Regions from separate parts of the Homo sapiens genome. Here region 2 is linked to region 1. Evidence: chromatin loops called from intact Hi-C (ENCODE). Cell type or tissue: endothelial cell of umbilical vein. All regions are shown on one strand. Each heading gives the region's core, and the rest is flanking DNA. Links, peaks and the distances in the headings are about the cores only.

What was found. Hi-C counts contacts between places; a loop is a spot of excess contacts. Peaks named below come from ENCODE experiments on the same cell type or tissue, not always from the same donor. Only the 100,000 strongest peaks of a DNase experiment are listed, where the experiment ranks them.
Region 2: a loop joins it to region 1, with 4 times the contacts of the local background. A loop is called at or near these places in 5 of 110 quality-filtered maps.

Annotation. Positions count from the first base shown.
Region 1 is chr2:117,832,826-117,842,247 of GRCh38, reverse strand. LOC107985939 (a long non-coding RNA gene) reads right to left here and starts at 8,517. Exons shown (of 7, transcript NR_158150.1): 1 at 8,451-8,517; 2 at 6,632-6,786; 3 at 5,724-5,863; 4 at 5,348-5,593; 5 at 3,897-4,590; 6 at 1,917-2,273; 7 at 592-996. In endothelial cell of umbilical vein, for the core only: a CTCF peak has its summit at 6,153 (motif pointing left); a DNase peak (open chromatin) is centred at 6,047; H3K4me3 peaks cover 594 bases.
Region 2 is chr2:117,953,734-117,961,733 of GRCh38, reverse strand. CCDC93 (CCC complex scaffolding subunit CCDC93) reads left to right here. Exons shown (of 24, transcript NM_019044.5): 12 at 3,253-3,369. Among named protein-coding and RNA genes, the nearest start is that of CCDC93, 56 kb to the left of the region's middle. In endothelial cell of umbilical vein, for the core only: no CTCF peak of the experiment used is centred there; DNase peaks (open chromatin) are centred at 1,273, 3,313 and 3,913; H3K27ac peaks cover 2,460 bases.

The DNA.
Region 1 (9,422 bases), core at 1,423-9,422:
TTCTTAATAAGCTAATCGTAGAATTACGACCAGCAATTCCACTTACTTGTATTTCAGGATTCAAGGTGACACTTTGTCACCGACTTTTGTTGTCCATGGCTTTTCAGTTTGGTTGCTCTGTTTTCACATGGGCACTCTGGAAGATCCAAACATTATTCTGGTATCGCTGTTACCATCTTCCTAGGCCTCCTGTTGGAGAGCTTTGTGAAATACCCCTTTTTGATATGCATTTCAAATGTTTCCCCAGTTTACATTTGTCTTTTGTCATTTAAGCAGCTTGGATGGGGGACTTGGATATCAGGAGATGGGGGAATTTGGGGACCATGGGTGGCTTCTCACATTGCGTCCTGTGTGAGCTGGCAGCAGCACTTCCTAATCACCCAGGGAGTCCGTCTTATCCCCCTCTTCACAGCCCTGAGGCTCCATAAAGTGATTAGACTTTCTCAGGTTGTTATTAGTATTTTTCTCCTGGGCTTCCTCAATAGTACAATTCAGTTCACCTATTGCTCAGAAAATATTGCTATGGTAACCTATTCTGGCAAGTAAAGCAATTACCTAGAGTTGAAGAAAAAAAATTTGGACTAAAAACCTGAGTACGCAACCATTTATTACCCAAAGGCACTTGAAAGAATTAAGGAAAACAAACAAAGGCAGGTACATTGCTCTGTCCATGACAGATTAGAAAGGGCTTAATCCACCTGGAAGGATCAGAGGACAATCCTTTAGACTAGGGAGTGTGGGTGAATCTGATTCCTTGCCACACTGAGGTTTGCAAGATAGACTGTAATGAGAGGCTGCCAAATGTCTAATTTGGGGTCAAAACCTAGCTTGTATTAAAGATTCTTCAAGTCATGTAAGGTTCCATTGATATTTAACCCCAGGTTTCCATTGCTGTGAAACCCCGTTCCTGGGTTCAATGCAGAAGTCCAGCCTCTTTCTTCCCAGTGGTTGACAGGACTCCTGAGAAATGTGTACACGTACAAGTGAGTCCTTTAACTAGAAAAAAAGGAAAGATGCTCTATTAGTTTCCCACTGCTGCTGTAACAAATTATCACAAACTTAGTGGTGTGAAGCAACAGATATGGCCCTTTCCTGCATTTTCAAAGCCAGCTGTGTAGTATCTTCAAATCTCTCTGCGACTCTCTGTCCTCTGCTTCTGCTGTCACAGCATCTTCTCTGACCCTCTTGCCTCCCTCTCATGAGGGCCCTTGTGTTTACATTGGGCCCATCTGGATAATCCAGGATAATCTGTCCATCTCCAAACTATTTACTTAATCACATCTTTAAAATCCCTGTTGTCATATAAAGTAATATATTCACAGTTTCTGAGGATTAGGATGTGAAGAACATTGAGAAGTCATTTTTCAGCAGATCACAGACCCCAACAGCTCTCAGGTATGCCTGTCCTGACCAGAACCTGGTCTTCTCACATGGGCTCCTGTGAAGCAGGTGCCAGGGGAGCTAGAATGTGACTCTGCTCCTTATAGCCAAAGATGCTCAGAGTGGCACTTTTGAAACAAAAACTTATTAAGTATTATTTGGGGTAGGAAAGAGGGTCCAATAGGAAAGTGTCATACAGGTTGAGTATCCTGTATTCAAAATGCTTGGGACCAGGAGTGTTTCAGACTTTAGATTTTTTTTTTTTTTTTTTTTTGATTTTGGAATATTTGTATTACACCGGTTGGGCAAACCCAAATCTGAAAATATGAAATCCAAAATGCTTCACTGAGCATTTACTTTGAGCATTGTGTTGGTGCTCCAAAAGTTTCAGGTTTTGGAGCACTTCCGATTTTGGATTTTCAGATTTGGGATGCTCAGCCTGTACTCTGATTCTACTACTCGCCTGCCAGCTTTCTGTGTGACTTTGCTTCATCTGCTACCCTCATTTTCCCCTTTTTATCTTCAACTTCTCTCACCTTTGAATTCTTCTTTTGCTTTGACCAAAAATATGCCTAAGTGTGTTCCATCCTAAGAAAAGCAAACAACACTGCCTTCCCAGGCCACTCCAGCATCCCTTGACCAAGACAAGTGGGCAGCTCAACAACCAGTTTTTAACAGAAAATGTGGCCAGAAAATTAGTACTCATTCCACAGAATACCACTGCTGTGATGGAGACTGTGTGGCTGTGGTCCAGGCATCTTCATTGCCCTTTTTGTAGCAATCACTGCACATCCAAAGTCCTGAGGGGGAGCATCCACATGGCAAAGCCAGGGTCTCAGGCCCATCGCTTGGCATCCAGGGGAACAGGAAGGAGGAGGAGCTTTCCATGGATCCTGAATGGGAGCAAGACACAGCCATCCCACCACAATTATACCTTGTGGCAAGGTCCCCCCATCCTACCGGCATATCAGTTAGAATTAGGTCTCACTGCATGTGAGACAGACAGAGACGCACATGTGTACACACATACACCCCAGAAAAAACAAAGCTTAAACTTTATTTCTATGTCACACAAATAAAATGTGGAGGTAGAGAGTCTAGTGCTGATATGGTAGCTCTGTGATCATCGACTACTCAGATTCTTTCTGGGTGGTGTGTCACCATGTCAGCATGTAGTCTCCTAGCCCAAGATGGCTGCTTACACTCCAGACATCATTTCTGTTTTCCAGCGAGAGAGATCAAAATGACACAAAGAAGGAAACAACCCAGGGGGATGTGACCCCATCTTTCTAGGCTACTTAAGAAGTTGCACTGCATGGTACTTCCTCTGACACCTCATTGGCTACAACTTAGATAGCTACAATCAGGTTTAAGGGGGGCCAGACAGGGTTGTCTTTTTTGGGCAGCCATGTGCCTAGGTGAAATCAGGGGCTTTGTAGCTGAGGAAGAATAGATAATGGGAATAGCATTTTTGAGAGGTTAAATTCCTGCTATTTTTCACCTTTCTTAAAATATTGAAGAAAGTCCACTATGGCTTCTGTGTTAGCTCATTGTCTTGATTATCCTTCTTTTTTTTTTTTTTTTTTTTTTTTTTTTTTTGACAAGGTCTTACTTTGTCATCCAGGCTAGAGTATAGTAGTTCAATCTCTACTGACTGAAACCTCCTCCTCCTGGGTTCAAGTGATCCTCCCACCTCAGCCTTCTGAGAAATTGGGACTACAGGTGTGAGCCACCACGCCCGGCTAATTTTTTGTATTTTTGGTAGAGATGGGGTTTTGCCATGTTGCCCAGGTTGGTCTTGAACTCCTGAGCTCAAGCAATCCACCTGCCTCGGCCTCACAAAGTGCTGGGATTACAGGAATGAGCCATCACGCTTGGCCTTCTGTTTTTAAGCCATTTGTTGTATTCTATTCCTTCCTCACTGACTTTATCAATTAAGTTACTCTGGTTGCAAGTAACAGAAAGTGACCACGTAACTTCAGGAAAAATGGGGAAAAAAATCCTCACAGAATTGAAGGGAAGGCTTGTGAACCTGGCTTAGAGAAGTCAGAAACTCGGCAGCTCTGGGGGCCTGGGAAACAAGAATTATTTGACAATCTCATTGAAATGTGATGCTAAGGTTAGTGAGCTTCAACTATTTTTTTTTTCAACCATTTCATCATGACTCCTGGGATTGTAAGTTATATTTGAGAACATGTCATTGGTTTAGCTTTTTCTCATGCCTGTACCTCCACTAGGAGAGGAGTGAGGGGGAAGAGATAATTCTCTAAAGAAAATAGATGCTATTACCAAAAGGAGAAATAGCCAAAAAACCTAAAAATGCGTCCTACCCTTCTTCAAATAGAACAATGGTTAATTTTACTGCTCTGGCCCCACCTGCTATTCCTTGCTACGCACCTCACTCCTCCGCCTCATGACCCTCTCACTACAGACCCGCTAGGCATTTGCAATATTCTCACTTTATGTAAGTTGTTCCCACTGCCTGGAATATCCTTCCAGCCCTCACTCTTCTTTACCCAAGAGATCTCTCCTGATGCCTCCTGTTTTGGCCCATGATTCCTCAGACCACGCTGGGTGTCCATCCTCTGGGTTCCCACAGGCTCCGCTCAGAAGAGATGAATTTCTATGTTTCTCCCACTGTGTGTAGACCAGGAGTGCCTTATTCACAGGGGTTGCCTTGCTTATCTCTGTTGCCAAAGCATCCAGTACAGTGCCTCACACAAAATAGTTACTCAATAAAATTATGATGGCTGGATAAATGGCTCTAAATGTCTTGCTGCAAATTCTCTTCTGACTTCCAGTCTCCATGCCAGAGCCCCTATGGCTGTCCAGCTGAATTCTCAGCTCTAAACTAAATCTTTCTTTTTTCCTGTCAATCAGCACCTCCTCCTGATTTCTGTTCAACTCCTATTTGCTGAACTCATACTCTGCTTGTGAGACATGAGGGAAACAAAGATAAATAAGATTCAGTCTATGCCTTCAAGAATTGTCTTCATTAGGGTTCCATAACTCCGGCACTATTGACGTTTGGGGCTGGATAATCTGTGTTGCAGGCGTCCTGTGCACTGCGGGATGTTCAGCAGTATCCCTGGCCTCTGTCCACTAGATGCCAGTAGCATTGTCCTCTCGGTCAGGACAATTAAAAATGTCTCCAGATGTTGTTAAGTGTGCCCTGAGGAGCAAAACTGACTTCAATTGGGAACCACTGGTCTAGATGCAGAGACATAAAGAAACAGAAAGAAAATTTCAGTATGAAGTAGATGTAAGGACAAGTACAGCAATGGTCTGTGAGGAAATTAAAATTGGAGGCTTTAAAAATACTTGTATCTACAAGGATGAACTGGCCAATAAGCTGAAGCTTAACCACACGAAATAATTAAAGGACATCATAAGACAGCATTTTCACAGGCGGGAAGGAGGAAAGGAGCTAACTAACACTTGTTTAGTCTTTGTTATGCAAAACCTGCTTTGCATTTGTTGATTTATTTCATTCTCACAATATACCAAAGTGTACAGCATGCTCTGCTAATGCCCACAGTGCTAGTTCATATAACCCTTACGGTATAAGGGCTGGATGGCGGTGCTGTCTTTCCATGTGACAGCCACGAGGCACAGGGAAGTTCCTTGCTAGTCAGTGACAGCACTAGAATTCAGACAGGAGCAGACTCCAGGGTCCAGCCCCACGCTGCCCCTTTGCCTCGGCTCATGCGGTTCACGTTGCCCGCACGCCTTGGCTTCTCTCTTCCTTTCTCCCCTTTGCTGTTAGAACATCCTTCGGGACTCAACTCCAACGCGGAGCCCACCCAACGCCGTTCTTGAGCGTTCAGCCCTTTAGATGGCGATTTCCTCGCTGTGGTACATTTTCCCCTGGATTTTCTTCAGATCCCTCTCACATGACTTTGTAGGAGGGGGCTGGAATCACTCCTGCACCCCCAGGCTCTTACTCTTAGTAGCCACACAAATATACCTGTGATGAGAATGGAGTCCAGGGCGCTGCTCCCAGGGAGTCTGACCTTTTTCAATGTCCTCACCCAAAGCCGCCCTGGTAACCGTCTGTTACCAGGGATGGAGGCCACATCCTCTGTGTCTTCGCCCCAGCACCTCCAGGCCTGGTTCGGGCCAGGCTCTCAGGCGCTGGCGGGTTCCTCCTGCCCGCATCTGAGGACACCAGCAGCCTTCCCTGGGGGCAGCAGGGAGGGAAGGGCAGCTCGGCCTGCGGAGGAACAGGAGGCGGTCAGGGAGCGGGAAAGCGCCCGGCCCTAGGGCTGAGCAAACCGCGCTGGCGTCCGGGTTAGGCCATCGCCCTCCCGTCTGCGGCTGACTCTGCGCTTCTCCTCCCTCACCGTGGCGTCCGGGTAAGACTGTCCTTCCCAGGGCTGCCGGGAGACCACCGTGGCGTCCGGGTAAGACTGTCCTTCCCAGGGCTGCCGGGAGACCACCGTGGCGTCCGGGTAAGACTGTCCTTCCAGGGCTGCCGGGAGACCTACGGCGTTGAAAGTGCAGGGGGCACTTGGTCCGGAGCCTCAGCAGCCTGGAGCCCCACTCCTCGCTCCACGTCCCCCTCAGCGCATGCTCTCGGCATGACTGGGTCGCGTGTTTGTCCCACTCTTCCCCTACACTCCGACCTTTCTTTCCTCAAGCTGGATAAAATGAACCCTCGATAGCGCTCCCCTGCCAGCAAAGGCAAGTCCAAAATCACCAGCTGCTGCTCTGACAAGCGTAGCCGGCCCCGTCGCAGCAGCTGTCCTGAGTCGGCACAGCCGAGAGCCCTCTGCTGGAGACGCCGGGAGCCGCGGAAGGGCCGGAGACTTCCCAGAAGGAGGCTCCCTTTTGCAGTTTTTTGGCCTAATGCCTCTGAAACCATGATTTTGATGGTGGGGAGAGGGTGTGAGAAACCGGTAAGTCCTAGAAAACTCTTGTTTCTGACCTTCTTCCCCTTTTCCTGATGTTCCTGATAATAGTGTCGTTAGGTCTTGTTTCTAAGATCTGACTTGGCCTGACTGTACACCTAATCCTTGTGTTTTCATTCCTTCCATTCTACGGATGAGGAAACTGAGGCACAGAGCAGGGAATTCACTTGCTCCAAGGCTCCTGTACATTCTGCCTGACTCCAGAAAGTGCTGCCTTGGGAGGTCTGACAACCCTTGGTTCCCCCTTTCCCAGCTGTGGACACTCCTCTAGAGGCTCTCAGCGATGCCAAGCATCCTGCTTTTGCCTGCCTCCCAAACCTCCAGAGCAGCTTCCCCATGACCTGTCCCGAGGTGGTGAGTTTGCCACTTGTTCTTTTTTCGACGCATCCTTGCCCTAGATGTTTCAAAGTCCTGGCCTTGCTCAAAATGTCCAATTTTCCCTGTGCCGAGGGGCAGGAGGCTCCAGGCAGGGAGGACAAGAATGGTGGCAAGCAACCTGGACATTTTGACAAAAAGAGGGAGAGAGAAACCAGACCTTAGCGGTTATTGTATCCTTGGGCTAATTATGAGCAACAAAAAGCCACTCAGTAATTTAAACTGAAACAGAATTAATTGAAAGGATATGAAATGGCTGCAGAACTAGGCTTGCAAAATAGGCAGGAACAAGGGCAGGTAGCTAAAGGGCAGGACCCTGGACAAAGTCATGGCACACACTCAGTCACTCTCAACCTGGTGTGAGCACGGCTGCTGCGGGGTGCCACAGCTGGAGCTGCCTGTTCCCAACACAGCTGCCTCTGGACCCTGGATGAGAAAGCTGCTACATCTACTGTTTCTGCTCCTGTTTTATTAGTTAGTATCTGATTCACTCTGGGCAAATGTATGTGATTAGCCAAACCCAGGTCACAGCCCCACCCTGGCTGCATGGGAGGCGTTTTTGCTTGTCTGATGGGAGGTGATCTCAGTAACCCACCAGTACTTGAAAGGTATTGTCTCCAAATAAAAGGTTGGATGCGGACTGGGTGAGGTGGCTCACGCCTGTAATCCCAGCACTTTGGGAGGCCGAGGCGGGCAGATCACGAGGTCAGGAGATTGAGACCATCCTAACATGGTGAAACCCCGTCTCTACTAAAAATACAAAAAAACATTAGCCGGGCGTGGTGGCAGGCGCCTGTAGTCCCAGCTACTCGGGAGGCTGAGGCAGGAGACTGGCGTGAACCCGGGAGGCCGAGCTTGCAGCGAGCCGAGATTGCGCCACTGCACTCCAGCCTGGGCGACAGAGCGAGACTTCGTCTCAAAACAAAACAACAAAAATTAGCTGGGCGTGGTGGCACATGCCTGTAATCCCAGCTATTAAGGAGGCTGAGGCAGGAGAATCGCTTGAACCCAGGAGGCGGAGGTTGCAGTGAGCGGAGATAGTGCCATTGCACTCTAGCCTGGGTGACAGAGCGAGACTCCATCTCAAAAAAAGGTTTGATGCTGGCTAGCCCCTTAAAACAAAAAATGTGTTTTTCCCTCCACAGAAAAGTGATCATCCAGTTAGAATTTTCCACATTCCCCTCTTATATTACAGGTACAGATGCTCTGAGTCCCAGAAGGGAGAGTGGCTTTTTTTCTCAAAGACATGTGGCCAAGGCAAATTGGTTTCTTCTTTGGTCCACCACCAATGGACAGGGATTGAATGGAGCACTGTGGAGGGATCTGGAGGCTTTGTTTGGTGCAAGAAGGTTCCATGAAGCTAGGCTGTCCTTCTTCTTCCCACACCAGGCATTCAAATGAAACAGCTGTTTCTCTCTCGAAAGTCCCAGCCTGTCTCTCTTCTGGGCAGCCCTAGTTTGTGAATGACTACAACGTACTAACACCATTGCCTGTGCTGGGCACTTTCACTTTGCAAGATGAGAGCAGAAAACATTTACTAAGAGTCTGTATGTGAATGGGTTCTAGTCTGGTTGCTCCCAAACCTAGCTGAGCGTGAGCATCACCTACATACCTCTGCCCTGGCAAAGGCCTACTGAATCAGAATCTCCTAGAGATGGGGCAAGAAAATCATAGTCCACTAGGACCCGAGGATGCAGGATTTCTAGGCTTAATAAAAATAGCTGGAATATTTGCCTGCATCTATCACATCATTTAGAAAACAATATTGCAACTGTTTATGCCTACCTTCTCTAATCTGTATCCATCCCAAGAAGGATCTGGGCGTATTCTTCTGTGTCCTCTGCAGTTTATGACATCTAACAGGCTTTTAATTTATGATGAATTAGGTTATCCAAACGCACACTGTTGTTGTTGCCACCCCATACTCAGTACAGTAACCTTGAAAACAGCATTAATATACTTGACAGCTACCTTAGGAAGGTGCTGCAGGACTGGACCGCTTTCCAAAGCCCAAGTCTGCTCTCCAGAATTCCAAGAGATCCAGACTGTTAGAAATCCTGTATGCCAAAGCCCAGACTGGCTCACGGTTTGGGATGAGCCTCTGTACCTGCTGCTGTATGGCAGCAAGTTTTTCACGTAGGATGCACGGAGGCCGGTACCATGGACAGAGCACTCAGCACCAGGGCACTGTCCTGAGCACTGCCTTCTGAAGGAGGTATTACTTTTGCTTCACTCATGAATCAGGCCCTGAGGTTAGCAAGTGGCACAGCTGGAATTTGAATCCAGGCATTCTAGTTACAGAGCTCTCACTTTTAAGCCCTGTATAACTTAGGGATCCTGTTTTGGGTATCTTGTTTTATTTATACAAAGCTGGCTGAGACTAAATAAATTTAGACATAGCAGTGTCATCACTTGCAGCCCACAGGACCCAAAGACTTACCTGCATGTAGTGATGTGCTTGGCTCCCCCACCTCACATTCTGCCTTCGAACCTTCATGGCTGCAGCCACCTAATTCCACCTGTCAAACGCTCACATTTGCCACCAAATGAAGCTCTTACTGTGCACGAGCCTTGCAGATGGTGCTGCTTTCACTCACTGTACGTGATACCAGTAACTGGCTCCTTCATATCTGAATCTGGCCAGGCTGGTCAAGTCTGGTTGTCTCTTGTCCCTAGCCTGGACCATCCTGCCACTACAATCACAAACAGCACCCAGCGAATACGGTAGTTCCCCCTTATCCTCCAGGGATACATTCC
Region 2 (8,000 bases), core at 1-8,000, 120 kb before region 1:
AAAATCCACCTTGGTCATCTAGTTTTCTTTCTCATCGTATCTCTCAGTGAATGAACCATTAGATGAGACCTGCTGGTTTACGGACCTGTTCCTGTCTTCATCAGTCTGAGTTCTCTTGGCTTTGAGAAACAAAAAATTTAGATTGCTTAATAAAAAGTGTGTTTGAAAAACAGAGCGGTCAGCTTTCTGTTTACTAGGTTAGGAACTCTCATTTCAGCTCAGTAATAAACTGTTTTATCTGACTAAAAATAACTTCCCATTAAACAAAGCAGCTTCCCATAGCACTGTCTCTAAACTCAGAGGCAAACAGAGGAACTTACAAGTTTATAAGTACTGTGCGCCAGTAAATGTACATTTACAGGACTCCACACAGGACTAAGAATTATTACCTACCAATAAAAGAGAGCAGTTTGAAAGCTCATGTTTCCTTGGAACATATACTACTATAACAGATATGGTAGAGGTACCTATAGAGATTTCAAGATATTTTTCTGTGCATTGCGAGCATTTTCTCTCTGTATGGTTGTCTGAATCACGGGTCTAGTAAAAGAGCAGAATGAGAAAGAACTTTTCCCTCTCGGTGTTACATAAACGATGGCTGGCCAGTTGGTGAGCCCACCCCATTGACTGTCCCAGCCCATGGGTGGGTTACCAAGTGAACCAGGCTCCTTAGATTAAAGTAGCAGTTCTCAACATTTTATAATACTTTCAGGACCCAGTTAAAGACTCTTAAAAATAACTGAGGACTCAATAGCTTGTGTATTTTAATTCATTTACAGTAGCTTACGTATTCATTGACAGTAACATGTATTAATTCATACCCAATAGCTTATGTATTTACTTACAAATTATAATGAGCACATTAATATTAACATCAGATCAGTGATATCACATGTCATGTAACATCTGGAAGATGTCACTGTATAATCACGAGAATGAGAGTGAAAAGGCAAATAACATATTATTATGAAAAGGTATTTGGCCTCTGAGACCTTCTGACAGGGTTTTGAGGGAGCATGTGGCTCAAAATTGAGACTTAGATAGCTATCAACAGAAATAATCTTTCCACATATCAAGATGGCTGCTGGTTTTCCTGCAAGAAGAATTCTTGTAAGTGAAGTCTGAAGGTCATAATTTTAAAACAAAGCTGTATGTGTGCCACATACACTAATACGAGAGCATGGAAGCTGGGTGGGGGAATGCAGTTTTTATTTTCTTAGGACTTTGGCCATAAAAGCAGTTTATGAGCAAGAAAGCTTGCTAACAGTCAGAGACATCACCCAATCCATGCCAAAGCTGCAGAACAGAATTGAATGAGTTTACTCAGCCCCCACACACTGGAGGAAGTCTGGAAGGTGAGTGATACGTGGATCCACTGGAGCCTGCCTGCCCACGTCTCAGTCTCGAAGCCTGACAGGCATCTGGAGGAGGTCAGGATACTGAAGCATAATCCTCACACCAAACATAGAGACATACTGTATGGGAAATTAGTTCTGTTTCAGGTATCAGAAAAGCATGAATAGAAGGCTTATGTAATTCGGCTAGTAAAGCACAATGCTCTGAGAATATGCTTATGACACTTTGGAAGTCAAAGTCAAGGAATCTAAGCTGGATATTAAAACTCAAAGCTAAAATTAACTATAAAAAAGCTATTAAATACATAACATACAAAAGTGGCCAAATTAATAGCATAGTTCAGGTCAATCCAATCAAAGTAGAGGAGATGTAGTTAATTGTAATTCTGTTTTTGTAAGTGATTTAGAGTGGGGCTGGTCTTTCCTCTTCCACCACCCTTTTTTAATACTCTCAAATAATTTTCAGAAATAGTTTGTCCTTCTCCATACTACAAGTTGTGAATATCTTGGTGCGTCCAAAATTAATTTTAAAAAGTTAATTCCAATTCCCAGAAATCCTAAAAGCTAAAATAATGTTGACATTTTACACAGTCCCAGGTTTCAAGGCTAAATGTGTTGTAATAATAAATGCTTAGTTTTTCTGTTTCCTTTATGGCCTACCAGCCCATGAGACAGAAAGTGATGTTTCTTACCATTTTATGCAGCTGTATCCTGCTGGTTGTTTTGTAACTCCAAAATTGTTAAGTAGCAGAAGAACTCATCATCCATTAATAATACCTGCTGAATTATTCAGAGAAATCCTTAACCAGAATAAATGGTTATGGCCATCCAATTTCTCCTCATTCTCACTTTCCCATTTCTTTTTCCTGTGGGTAAATATCTTAGACTTTCAAGCCTAGGACACTGTTAAAACATTCAGGGAAAGTTGAATATCCAAATGGTTTTTGTTGCATGTGAGTTTAGAATCAATGATTAGCTTGGAATTGGGGTACTTACTATAAGAAAGAAGATGTTTTATTGTTGGTGTTTGACTGTTTAATAAAACTATAATCATCCAAGAAGTATTATAATTGCACTTATTGCAAAACGGTCTACCTTTTAATTTCTTTTTCCTGGGGCTTCTCACAGGAGTCTTGAGGCGGTGTTTGTATTCAGTATCTACACTAAGCTGCTTACTTCTTTGTGTGGTTTTTCAGGAATGGCCATTTGCCCTCCTGGAAAATGTTATCACATTCACCTCATCATCTTGTTCAGAGATCTCTCTCACACTCACTCCTGGTCCTGAGGATCCTTCTCCACCCCCTCCTCCCTTATAGAGTTGCAGAACTTTTCCTACCTGACCTCTCTCAGCACCTTTAATCCCTTTCCAATCAATCCCCTGTTAACTCCAGAACATCAGAAATAGGAAATGATTAAATTGGAGTGGGCCAAGTGATGGAAAATGTGTTGGGAGACTCTTCATTATAAGTGCTGCTGAATGGCTAGACTTTTTTAACCATTTGCTTATAATACTTCGATCACAGTGAATCAATTCATTATTCTTGATAACTCCAGAATGGTCTTATGAAGATATTACTATGGCCATGTTATTCCCCTATTTAAGACTTTTTGATGATACCTGTTGCCTATATGATATTGACATAACCACAGTTATGTCCCTGTACTTTTTTACACATGCTGTTCCCTCAGCCCAGAATGCAGGTTCTGTTGATAGGGATTTTGGTCATTGTGTCAGAATCTCTTCTGTACGCCAGGTTTTGAACAGGCCTCTGTAAATGCCCTGGCTTGGTGTGACTGGCTGCCCAGTACTGCTTTGCCCACATTGAACAGGGCTTGATTACATGAACCAAGGTCAACTAACTAAATCCTTTGGATTTGCCATCCCTTTTTTCCACAGCAGTCTGAGCTATCAGCTGAAGAAAGTCCAGAAAAATTAGGAACCTCCCAGCTACATCGCCGGAAAGTCATTTCCTTGAACAAACAGATTGCGCAAAAGACCAAACATCTTGAAGAGGTCAGTGTTTTCTTTTCGTAAGTTTATTCAAGATCTTCATGGTAGATTGGTTAAAGGAGATTCCAGAACGGGGGTTGGCATACTGTGGTGCTTGGGCCAGTCCAGTTGCCACTTGTTTTTGTAAATTAAGTTTTATTACAACATAACACATCCATTTGTTTACACATTTTCTGTGGCTGCTTTCAGGCTACAGTGGCAGAGTTGAGTAGTTGCAGAAGACCATAAGACCTACAAAGCCTAAAATATTTACTATCCAGCCCTTTGCAGAAAAAATTTGCTAACTTCTGTCATAGGAAAAGATCACAGGGCAAGAATAAATAGCATTAGTTAACAAATATCTACCGAGCACTACTGTGTGCTAGGCACTGAACTAGCTATTGGGATGAATGAAGAACAAGTTATGATCCTTCCTGTCAAGGATCTTAACTTCTAATGAGAAGTTACCACACTCATCGTCATTTAATTACAGGTGTGTTAAATGCTTGAAGGAGAAGTCTAGGAAGCTGGGAGAGTGACTAATAGGGAGACCTGACCTAGCCTCAGGTCACAGAGTTCTGAGACTGGAAAGATGAGTGGGTATTTCCAGGCAGGAAGTCTGTATGGGCTATATGGACTTACAGAACAACATGAACAAAGACCAGAGGAGGAAGGGTCTTAGCCAGTCTGTTTTGTGGCCAGGGAGTCATGAATGAAGACAGTTGGTTGGCAGTGTCTGATCAACAGGACCATCCAAGCCATGTTAAGGACAACAGAAGCCATTGACGTGTTTAAATAGGGGAGTGGCATGATCAGAATTGCATATTGTAAAGACCATTCTGTTTGCTGCAGGAGCATGAATTAACTGGACTTGGGTGAGAAGGAATTCAGGGACAACAGGTAGGAGGCTGATGCAATAGTCTAGACGTGGACTGCTACTATTGATGGCAGGGAAATGGAGGAAACTTGATCATTTTTAAAAGAGCTGTAGGAGATGGTGTTCTGTAATACCTGGTGATATGAGACTGTTTTGGAAAGACCTTCATATATTTGCCCTGAAAAGTAGACCTAAGAGGAAGCTGGGAAGTTTGACTCAGCAACAGTCATTGGACAATAAAAAAGTTATATGCTTCAGTTGCATTAGCAATAGATTAGATTAGAAGAATACACGTAGAAGAAGATTAAGAGAATGAATATGGGCCAGGTGTGGTGGCTCACGCCTGTAATCCCAGCACTTTGGGAGGCTGAGGAGGGGCAGATCACTTGAGGTCGGGAGTTCAAGAGCAGCCTAACCAACTTGGAGACTCCCTGTCTCTACTAAAAATACAAAATTAGCTGGGCATGGTGGCGCCTGCTTGTAATCCCAGCTACTCAGGAGGCTGAGGCAGGAGAATTGCTTGAAACCAGGAGGCGGAGGTTGCGGTGAGCCGAGATCATGCTGTTGCACTCTAGCCTGGGCAACAAGAGCGAAACTCCATCTCAAAAAAAAAAAAAAAATGGGTACCAGTTGGCATTTTGAGCTTGTTAGTTTTTAGTTAGTCCCACATATTTAAAAGGTATTAACCTATCAAATGGTCCTGCCCAATCATTTCTTTATTTGAATTTGTTCTATTAGAATTTGTTCTACCATAGCTGAACAAATAATAGGTTGGTTTGCTAAATGCTCTGGATCAAAGAAGGATGAAAAGATAGCCTATGATTTGGTTTCTGTTCAGTTATTTGTTTAGACATTTTAATGAGTTGTCAACTCAGACAGTATCATCCCTACTCCTGACCCCTGCTGGTGATAAGAATGGTTCAAAAAGAACTCATCACAGAATCAGGAGCAGGAGACAAGGATGAGTCTTCCTTATTATGGTGTCTTTATCTCTGAGGGAAGATAGTTTTGAGATTATTGTGGACTCCAGGAGCCAGAGTATCCCAGCAGGAACGGACATTTGCTTCTACCTTCTGTCTAAACCTGGGGAGAAGCAATACTAAGCCTCAACACAAATGGCAGTCTTGACTCATTCTTGGTCCAGCTGACAGGGCAATCCTCCCTGACTCTTGAGTCTGTTTTGCAGTTGGTTCAGAACACTTTTACCCAGAGTCTGTTATTTTTCAAGCATACTGCTTAACATAGCAGGCTGTCATTTTTCAAGCATACTGCTTAACATAGCAGGCTGTCATTAAAAGACAGCAATCATTATTGCAATGTTTAATGTAATTAGAGATGATGACCAGCACATGGAGTAATCCCTGACCATGTAGCTAGGCCAACTGGATGAGGAAAATGAGGTAGGGAAGGGAGAGACTTGCTCAGAGTCTGTGTTCCATGTTTCTGTGTGTGTGCAGATATACTAAACACATTTTCCTTTTGTTTCTGTCAGTTTTCAAATGTTTCAAGTGCTTTTTTTAAATTGTAGGGATAAGCTGAATATAAATTAAATAGTATAGAAGTATATAAAGATAAGAATAAATAGAGCAAGCTACTATTTGTGTCTGCTGTGTTTCCTGGCAAACCTGTTTTTAGGCCTTTGCAAAAATGTATGCCCCTTCACCTGGGGAGAGTGACTTGTATGGTTACAAAATTGAGTTTTTATTTCACTTATTGTATCACAGACGTCTCTCTGTCAGTAATAGTAATTGCTAATAAGTGCTTTGTTACTGCTTAGTAATTACTATGTGCTTTATAAAATTAACTCATTCAGTTCACACAGCATCCTTATGAATGGGAGGTACTGTTATTTTCCTCACTTTACAAATAAGGATACTGAGACACAGAAATTAAGCAGGCTGTCTGTAGTCACATAGCTTGTTAGTGGTTGAACCAAAATTTAAGCAAATAAATCTACCTCATTCTTTTTAGTGACTGGATAGTGTGACATAGTATATATGTAACACAATTTATTTAACTTGTTCCCTAACTTCTCAAAAAATGCGTTTTTGATTTTGCTAGAAACTATTGAGTTGTTCATCAATTATTTTATCAATTTACTTCTACCTGTAGTATGTGAGGGATTCCAAACTCTTTACATCCCACAGCCTCTTTTACAAGGTCATACAGGCAGAAGGCATCTGAGATGCATCCTTTTTTAGGCTTTTACAGACACGTATGCCCTCACCTGGGGAGAGTGAGTTGTATGGTTACAAAATTGAGTTTTTATTTCACGTATTCTATCACAGACATCTATCTGTCAGTAATAGTAATGGCTAATAAGTGCTTTGTTATTGCTTACTAATTACTAAGCACTTTGCAAAATTGACTCAGTTCGCACAACATCCTTATGAAGGGGAGGTACTATTATTATCCTCATTATACAAATAAGGAAATATTAGTCCATTCTCACCCTGCTGATAAAGACATACCTGAGACTGGGTAATTTATAAAGGAAAGAGGTTTAATTGACTCACAGTTTTGCATGGGTAGGGAGGCCTCAGGGTAAATTTAGAATCATGGCGGAAGGGGAAGCAAACATGTCCTTCTTCACATGATGACTGGAAGGAGAAGTACAAGCAGGGGAAATGCCAGATGCCTATAAAACCATCAGTTCTCCTGAGAACTCACTATCACGAGAACACCATGGGGTAAACCACCCCCATCATCCAATTACCTCCACCTGATCCCTCCCACGACACGTGGGGATTATGGGAACCACAATTCAAGATGAGATTTGGGTGGGGACTCAGCCAAATCATATCATGGTCCAATGAGGGAATATGCAAAGGAATAGAATGGAGTACAGGTGGTAGGTAGCTAAGAGGAAACCTGAGAGTGATGAAAGAAAGAGAAATCCAGAGAGGTGGTGTTAACCAGCAGCTGAATTTTTAGAGTAAGTGTAGGGGTTAATGATGAAGAAGAAAATAGAGGTAAGAGAATCCTGGAGGACTCCAGCAAGATAAAAACTAAGCTAAGCTACTGGGACACTTCCTATTTAAGAAAAGATGATCAGATGAAGAATTTAATTGTTAGTTAAATTAATTAAAGAAAAGAAAAGAGATGAGCCTTTTCTTCTTAGAAAGCTCTTACTTCCCTGCCAAGATCCATCTGGGGTAAGTCTTTGTTGGTGAAGGTTTCCTGAACCCCCTGGTGAGGGAGCTAACTCTCTTTCCTTGGGCCTGGCTCTGCCCCATCTCTTCTCATATTTTAATCCCACAGTTACAATGTCATGTTCTTTTCTTTCTCCCATACACCTCATTTGAGCAGAGCATTGGGTAAATGTCAGATGAGTAGGTGGGTGCAGGGGTGAGAGGCTACACAAGAAGGTGGGTGAAGCAGGTGGGAAGATCCCGGGGACCTTTCCTAGAGCCTTGTCTTAGTCCATTTAGGCTGCTCTATCAAAATACCTTAGACGTGGTAATTTGTTGCTTACAGTTCTGAAGGTTGGGAAGTCCAAGATCGAGGCACCAACAGATCTGGTGTCTGATGTCCATAGATGATGCCTAGTTGCTGCTTCCTCACATGGTGGAAGGAGGCAAGGGAGCCCACTCAAGCCTCTTTTATTTTCATTTTTTTGAGACAGGGTCTCACTCCATCATCTACGCTAGAGTCCAGTGGCATGATCATAACTCACTGCAGCCTCAGCCTCCTGGGATGAAGCAATCCTTCCACCTCAGCCTTCCACATAGTCGGGACCACAGGAACACCACCATGCCGGGCTAATTTTTTTTTTTTT